2 separate regions of the Homo sapiens genome follow, and region 2 is linked to region 1. Evidence: read pairs that join two places in POLR2A ChIA-PET (ENCODE). Cell type or tissue: Caco-2. All regions are shown on one strand. Links, peaks and the distances in the headings refer to the core of each region. The heading gives the core; the rest is flanking DNA.

What was found. ChIA-PET counts read pairs that join two places held together with the same protein. Peaks named below come from ENCODE experiments on the same cell type or tissue, not always from the same donor. Only the 100,000 strongest peaks of a DNase experiment are listed, where the experiment ranks them.
Region 2: POLR2A ChIA-PET joins it to region 1 with 6 read pairs; 2 of 35 experiments call an interaction of 5 or more read pairs at or near these places.

The regions. Positions count from the first base shown.
Region 1 is chr16:78,197,655-78,202,048 of GRCh38, reverse strand. The region is part of intron 5 of WWOX (WW domain containing oxidoreductase); the gene reads right to left. Among named protein-coding and RNA genes, the nearest start is that of WWOX-AS1, 42 kb to the left of the region's middle. RefSeq lists an enhancer at 1,663-1,957. In Caco-2, for the core only: no CTCF peak of the experiment used is centred there; DNase peaks (open chromatin) are centred at 1,256 and 2,528.
Region 2 is chr16:78,290,353-78,294,746 of GRCh38, reverse strand. The region is part of intron 5 of WWOX (WW domain containing oxidoreductase); the gene reads right to left. Among named protein-coding and RNA genes, the nearest start is that of WWOX-AS1, 51 kb to the right of the region's middle. In Caco-2, for the core only: no CTCF peak of the experiment used is centred there; DNase peaks (open chromatin) are centred at 1,046 and 1,686.

The DNA.
Region 1 (4,394 bases), core at 153-4,152:
GTTACAAGTAGAGTTTAAAGAGGAAAAATCAAAAACAAAAGGAAGGCTGGGTGTGGTGGATCACACCTATAATCCAGGATTACACTTTGGGAGGCCGAGGCGGGTGGACTGCCTGAGTTTAGGAGTTCGTGACCAGCCTGGGCAACATAGCAAAATCCCGTCTCTACTAAAAATACAAAAAATTAGCCAGGCATGGTGGCACGTGCCTGTAGTCCCAGCTACTCAGGGGGCTGAGGCAAGAGAATCACTTGAACCTGGGAGGCAGAGGTTGCAGTGAGTCAAGGTCACACCACTGCACTCCAGACTTGGTGACAAAGTGAGACTGTCTCAAACAATAAATAAATAAATAAATAAATAAATAAATAAATAAATAATCCAAGGAATGCCCAGTGAGGGGACTGGGGGTCTGGGAGAGGGGTAAAGATGAGCTTAAGGGTGACTCAGAAATAATCCCACAAACACAACCTGGTAGGCATGGCTGAGGTAGGACTCTCTTCCAGAAGGGACTAAATTGTTTTAGAAAACTATAAATATCTACTTCTCTCTTGCCTCTTTTTTCAACCTGCTACTCATTTATTTGGTTTTGCCAAACATTTATCATTTCAGGTCTTAGTTATCAACATTTTAGACTTAGAATACAGTCTTAGAATAATCAAGCCCAAATCATTAATACCTTCCGGTCATGCCTCCTCATGCTTTCAATATTCTCATAAGCTTAATAAGTTTTCAATACAACCTTAGCCTTTCCACATTCCCCACATAATAATGTTATATTAATTTGTCTTCTCAAAAAATAAGTGTCTTAACAGACAATCATTTTGGTTCTTAGTTGAAATTCCTTCCCTACTTCAACGATCACAGAAGAAAAGGAATACACTGCCACATTAATGAGTACATTTTAACACCTTAAGACAAAAACATTTTATTTAGGTGTTTCCAAATAGTACAGTCCCTTCTATCCAGGGTGGATTAATACGAGCATAGTAAAAGACCAGAAATGGTCATATTCTCTTCAGCTCTATGTTCCTTATAACTGCTTCCATGAGAGTAAAGAGACTTGCTATGTCTATTTAAAAGGCAGAAGTAAATGTTTACCTTTCAATCAAAAGCTTTTCTTCTGTTTGCCGTCTGCTGTGCACCCATACCCTCTCACAAATAAAAATGAAAGGAATTTTTAATTGCATGAATAGAATTTGGGAGTGATGCCTGTTTTCCCCTCCAGCACAGCCCATCGTGAATGCACACGTGCAAAGTGCTTCCACCCAGGGTCCAGCACATATAACCGAGTGGACGGGCCCAAGACAGAACTTGGTGACACTTTCTATAAACAGACAGGTTCACCTTGGGCAAAGGCACCACACTGTAAAATTAATCCAGCTCTACAGATAACAAAAATTCCCCAGGGCCTAAAACAAGGAAGTCAGATCTGCCAGTATGTGGATTAACTGATTTAAAAAAAAAAAAACTCAAGGGAAAGCACAGTAATAATGATGATATTAAAAATTTTTGTGATACTTTATGGTGTAATGGATGCTCTACTAAGCACCTGGACAAGACCAGTGTGAGCCCTCACAACATTTTACATGCTGGGAAACTGAGGCTCAGAGAAATCAGACATCTAAACCAAACTTTTTTTTATTCCTTTTCTCTCTTTTTTATTCCTTCCTCCTTTCTTTTCCTATTGTTGTAAGAGCGAATGCCCCAACCTTTATAGACATCCACTTAAAGAACTGTCAGCAGGGGGAAAGGAATTAAAACAAACCCAGACAACTAAGCAGTGAGTCACGTGAAAATCAGAAGTCGGGCGAGGAATTTTTAAGCTGCCTACTACGTGCAGAGGAGATCAGGGTCAGCGGCTGAGGCAACAGTCAGCAAACATTGCTCCTTCCAGTTTTACAGCTGACTCAATGTCTGGCCTTAGAAATCTCTTGGCGACACTCAGTAACTTAAAACAGGAGATATAAAGAAATGCATTATTTATTTCCTCCCTTGCCATTCCTACAGCTTTTGAAAGAAAATTAGGTTGCACATTGACTACCAGGTCCTTGGTGATTTCTACTGAAGCGATCACCTTTGTGGCTCCATACATAAATATTTTTCCTACTAGGAAATGGCTCTTCTTGCATACATTAGTGTTTTCCCTCATACCATTGATCACTCCATCCAACAGCCTGCTTAGCCTGTCAATGACTCATTGACAGTGAAATCTACAGACATAAATGCCATCAGCTGCTGGATTCTGACAAGAGAGAAGAGGGATCTTGGAGTCTGGAACTCAGCCTAAGAGAGACATTCACAAATGTGATTTTTTTTATGGGAAGGGGGTAGGATGTCATGTATATGTGACACAGACGTCTGAATAAAAGAAGATCATCTACGCAGGCTCAGAAATAACAGGTGAGTAGCACTAAGGAGATTTAGAACCTGTACCCTTTAAGCTGCTAGTGAGCGAATGGCATGCCACAGTGCTAGCATCTGGTAGAGCATAAAAAAGAGAAGAGCCCATGAGAACACTGGCTTTCCTGGGTAGTACAAAGGTCATGATGCCGGATCCGCAGAGCAGGAAATACAACACAGGGAAAGATTAGTTGACCCTTGGGTTAGAAATTTCTAGATGGCCCTAGTGATGAACATATTTATTGCTTCTCATATTTTACAGTCAATCCATAGATAATACATGGGAGTTTTTTCGTTGTTGTTCTTAGTTTGTTTGTTTGTTTGTTTGTTTGTTTGTTTGAGATGGAGTCTCGCTCTGTCACCCAGGCTGGAGTGCAGTGGTGCGATCTGGGCTCACTGCAACCTCCGCCTCCTGGGTTCAAGTGATTCTCCTGCCTCAGCCTCCCGAGTAGCTTGGATTACAGGCACGTGCCACCATGCCCGGCTAATTTTTTGTATTTTTAGTAGAAACGGGGTTTCACCGTGTTAGCCAGGATGGTCTCAATCTCCTGACCTGGTGATCCATCCACCTCAGCCTCCCAAAGTGGGATGCATGGGAGATTTAATTATGGCTACAGAGTGGAAGGTGAATGTTATGGACCATGATAAGGCAGAAGTATAAGTAGCAGAAGTTACGGGTGAAAGGGGAAAAGAAGAGGTAGAGGGATTGATCAGGGTACAAACAGCCTCTTCTTATGAGAAAGGGAGTAAAGAACTCCCAGAGCAAAGAACTGTCCAGAGCAATTTGAGCAAAAATGGAAACTTACATGTATATATACCATTACATATATGTATGCATGTGTGTGAATGCATATATATATATATAAAATGTTTACATATTGACATATGCGAAATATACAAAATCTGAAGTTACAAACATAATGGGAGGAAGGTGATACAACTAGGGAAGATGGTAAAAATGAGCTAAATCCATGCTCGTAACAGCAAAAGTCATTAGATAGTGCCTGAAATCAACAGCTGAAGAAGTGGCAGTTTAAGCACAATATTAAGACACAGGAAGCAGCCACGAGAGCATCAAAAACAGAAATTTCTCCTAGAAGTTGCCTTTGTTCATCCCTGCAGCCAACATCCAGAGAAACACTGGCATAGAGCCCATTCTCCATCAGTATTTATTGAAGGAACAAACAAGTGGACAGAGTGGAGGGTGTGAAGGGAAGGGTGAGAGGCCATTGCTTGCTATGGTTTGTCTCCTATAACACTGGATTTTTTTCCTACTGACATCAAATATTACCTTGCATGTGTATCGGATGCGGGGGATGGGGGAGGGTGTCGTTTTTAGTTTTGTTGGTTTCATTCTAATTCCTCTGGTAGGAATCCAGTTCCCAGGATCTTCTTTGAATGCTGGGGATGTCCTATGTAAAAATGCAAGATCTAGGAATCAGTCTGGAAGTAGCTGCATGACCAGACAAGCCTGGCAGAGACCCCCAGAGGCACCTGCCCCAGGAGCCAGACTCCTCAGACTGGAGACCTGGAGCGTAGATGCCTGCAGAGACTGGATGGCTTACCAACCGCTACCAGGAGACAGTGGCCACTTTTTAGTTAAACTACAGTTTTAGGGAAGAGGAGTGAAAACTGCCCTTTGCTCCACCATAACTACAAATTTGCTGTAAAAAGGAAAGAAAATGGAAGAAATTTAAAAAAAAAATAAAAGAAAAACTACCAGTACAGGGAAGGAGGAGGAGTATGTGACCTAGTCAGTTTCCAATGAGCAGTTAAAACATATGGGGGCTCTGTTTTCAAATTCTGCTTCTGCCAAGGTATCAGCAGCGTGGCCTCGGGCAAGTCGCTCACCTCCTCTCCTTGTCAGTATGTCTTGATTGCACTGCCATCTCCCTCATTTGTCAAGTGAAGACAATGACATCCTTTTCATGGGGTTATTAAAGGATGAAATCATATAATGTCTATAAACGTTTGGCATGCAATAAAGACGTGAAGTA
Region 2 (4,394 bases), core at 119-4,118, 93 kb before region 1:
TTACCTCCCTCCCTCCTTTCCTTTCTTCCTTCCTGCTGGGAACATAAGGCTATATCCAACTATCTCATCATGGAGTCACATTATAAGATTTGCAATAGATAGCTGTATTTAGACTATCCTTTTACAGACCTCACAGCCTAGTGGGGACATACATACACACACAAATAGATAATTATGATAGAATGAGGTAAGAGTAAAATGGAAATCTGCATCAAGGAGTATAAATAAGAGATGACTAGGGAAATTGTTTTGTTGAGAGGGACTCACACACAATACAGAACTTGTAGAACATGGCTCTTATAGAACAAGTAGAAGCCAGCAATATTGGAAAGAGGAGGTGTTGGTGGGTTCCAGGCAGTGGCAAGACCAGGAACAACATTTTTCTGAGTGGAAGGGGCTCATCAGTTGCAAGCTCTTCAACTCAAGAAATATGCACCAGTGCCTCTGCATCTGCAACCCCGGCACTGGGCTTGGCACAGAGATGTCAAGGCAGGTCCAGAGAAGAATCAACTGGACAGGTGGTTAGGAACTCGTGGAAGGAAGTCAGCTCTTGAGGCAGGGAGAATCCTTATGGCTCTATCTGAGCAACCCAGACAAGGAGAAAGGGGAGCTGTCCCACCCAGGGACCAGCAGCAGAGGACAAATGGGCAGAAGGCACAGCAAGGCTGTGTGGAAATCCAAATTGCTAAACACGAAGGGATCCGAAGAGGCCTGTGAATCACCTTTCAGGAAAGCCTTTTTTTTTTTTTTTTTTTTTTTTTTTTTTTTCTGAGACAGAGTCTCACTCTGTCGCCCAGGCTAGAGTGCAGTGATATGACATCGGCTCACTGCAACCTCTGCCTACCAGGGTTCAAGCAATTCTCCTGCCTCAGCCTCCTGAGCAGCTGGGATTAAAGTCACGTGACAACACACCTGGCTAATTTTTGTATTTTTAGTAGAGACAGGGTTTCACCATGTTGGCCAGTCTGGTCTGGAACTCCTGACCTCGTGATCTGCCAGCCTCGGCCTCTCAAAGTGCTGGGATTACAGGCCTGAGGCACCGCACCCAGCCACCTTTTAGGGAAGTCTTGAATGAAAACAAAGGTTTCTTTGTGCTTGGATGAAGTCCTACCAGAATTGACCGGATCAGACTGAAATGGAGATTCCACTTTATGACCTACTAAACAATTCTCCCACCAGCACGGGAGGGGAAAGAACCTCCAATTGCCCAGTTCCCGCTCAGAGGAGAAGACAAGTGATCCATAGAGCTTAGAACCACCGTAAGAAAGAGGGACGACATACAGGAGAGAAGAGAGGATGTGTAACCCAGCGAAATGATGCTAGGTTATCCCAGGGGATACAGAAGAGCAGGGACCATTTCTGTTTCTAAAGATGCCTGGACTCAGTTACAAAATCTGGCAGGAGAGAGTGCAAAGATAATCAACCCTTAATGCCTGCTTATTAAGCACCATCCAGCTCCCAGGGAGATTTACAAATATCCTCCTTGTTAATTCTTGCAACACCAAGAGGTAAATGTATAATCCCTGTTTGGCAGCTGAGTTAACTAGTGGCTCAAAGAGGTGTGGCCACTTGCCTGGAGCCACACAGCTAGAATGGAGGAGGAGGTGGCTTGTGTCCCAGCCTGATTCCAAAATCCAGGAAGAATATGATCTAAGTAGAGAGGCGAAAGAAAGGCTCAGATACCTTGGAGGCTAAAGTGGTTGACAGGTCAGGCCAAGAATGCTCCAAGAGCAAAGGACCAACAAGAAATGGTGACTTTTCCAGAGTCTGTTCAACAAGGGTGGGGAGGGGAGGTGTCTCCATGAGGCTGTGAAATTTCCTCACACTCTGGCAGAATACCTTTGGCCTGGATCACTGGCTTGAAGATTCTGATTTGGAATCCTCACCCTCCTAGCCCATCCTTGAATACCTTACAAAGTATTTTAATGAAGTGCACATTCAGCTCTACAAATAAGATCTGTGTGAATCTATTTGGCTCTTCTACGAAGCCCTCCAAACACTTTAGGGTAAGGGCAGCACATTTAAACTTAATGGAATTTCCTGCCTTATTTAGCAGTGCCAGAATTGCTCCAACATGTAAATAAATTTAGGAAGAGCTTTATTTTTCTTCCTTTTTTTTAAAAAAAAAAGATATAGAACATAATCTTTCAACTAAATCCTAATTTAAATATTCTAAGTCCGACAGATACTTATTTGGACCATAGAAATACTGCATGTGGGTGTAATGTGGATTGCATGCATAGCTATAAAAAATACTTGGCTCTGTTATTTTCTTAAAATTGCTGTGTTGTTACCATTTTTATTGGGTTAATTAAAAGACCATAAAAATCCATTCAAACATGTTTGGAAACAGATTTGCAAATTTCATAAAATGTGTTCAGTTGTTAGGCCAAAGATAAGAAAATGACAGACAGCTCTGTACTCATCACTTTGACGTATTCAATCTTTCATTCTTCTAACCAATACCCCTTACTATGGGCCACGCCTTAGGATAGGAGTTGCCCCTGCCCTCATGGCACCATCAGTCTGGTGAGAGACAGAAACTGAAGGACATCATGTAGATCAGAGGGTGGCAAACTTTTTCTGTAAAAAAACCTGAGGTTAATGAGCTGAGATTGCACCACTGCACTCCAGCCTGGACAATAGAATGACACTGTCTCAAGGGAAAAAAAAAAAAAAAAAAGGTAAAAATCATCCTCATCTCATAAGCCATACAAAAAACAGGTGTTTCACAGAATCTGACTTTGTTACACAGGGAAAGGTACCATCTTATGGTTGACCCAATATCCAGAAAAGATCAATCTGGGATTCCCAGATGCTAAGTCCACTGGGCTTCTCTATCAATCCCGAAGGCACAAAAGGGGAATTCCCTCCCTCAGCTGGCGGCCATCAGACCTCTCAGCTCACTGCAAAGATGGCTTCTTGCCTGGTTTCAAGGAGCGGTCTTTTGGTGACTTTCCCTGCTCCCTGGTGGCCTTGGAAATATGCCCCAAACTTGATAAAGTGCTAATTTTGCTTTTTTTTTATTTATTTTTTACAGCCGTTGTGTAACTTTGATAAAAAGCCAAGCCAATCCTTTCTGAAAATCCCAAGAAACGTTAGCCCACAGATTGAAACCTGGGGATCCAAGTTACAACCAGAAGGCAATTTTCATGGTCAACTTCTAAAACTATCCAAACAGCGGTTTCAGACCGAAATAATAAGAAACCTCTGCAGTTTTCCCAGGTTCCCAGTCCTGCCTGGATTGCTGAATGGCAGCCGCCAGCCAGCTCAGTTATAACGACAGAAACATAACTTAGTTCACGTGAGTGGCCTTCGCGGGCAAACGTTCAAGAACATTAAGGTTTTAATATAATTATAATTATAGAACATGTTCAGCCAATTAACCACAAATATGCTGTTTATCTGAAAGGCCGCCAACACTGTGAAATGCAGTCAAAATAACATTAGGCTGTGGTCCTTAAGCAAAGAATACACATCGAGTCAAAAGAGAGATCAGAATGAAAAGGCCAAAATAAATATTTTATCTGCTATTTTATGAATATTTCTTCAAATGTCAGATAAAAATATGTCATCTCAACTTCCCATATATTTACTTGATGAAATCAGATTAAGTGAGTTCCATGACACTACTGAAAAACATCATAAACCAAAAGAAGAAAGAGAGAGAGAAAGTGCACTGTGTAAACTTGGCAGCCACGGCATCCTAACACCAGCCTAAGTATAATGTAAATAAGAAAAGGCAATTAGAACAAGTCATATTTCTTAAAGGGTTAAGAAACTGCTCATCACTCCTCCTACCTTTCTTAGTTAGTCTTACAGGAATTTAAGCAAAATTAAACTTTGCCTTAGCAACGAAATAATATAAGCCTTCTCATAACTTTCTCCTATGAAAGAATTTTTAAAAAAAGAACCTAGTCATACCATTTGTATACGTACAATTTGTACTGCTGTAAAAGCACATTTTGAAAAGTGCTCCCTAAATAATTAAGCTATTCCTTTTACCATACTTCCCATATTACAGAAGTCATTTTCCCACCAAGAATCAATAAGTCATTCTTCACGTCAGTCATTTTTCTCCATTTAACGGAATGGACTAAAGTCCGACACGGCAAGTTACATTACCTTTGAATTATGTGTGTAATTTAAAATTCAAAGTACTACACTAAGGAGCTTTTTAGACTGACCACTCTACACTCTCTTCATAAATACGGTCCCTTGCAGACCCTTCTGACAGATTTACCGAACAACAGGAGTTTGAAACAGTTGAGCCTGTGAGCCCTACAGGAAAGCTGTTCTCTGTAACAATGCCACAAAAACTACTCTCTATTCAGAGGAAGCACAAAGAAAACTGTCATACATCATTCACCAGGAAACAACTCTATGTTTCTAGA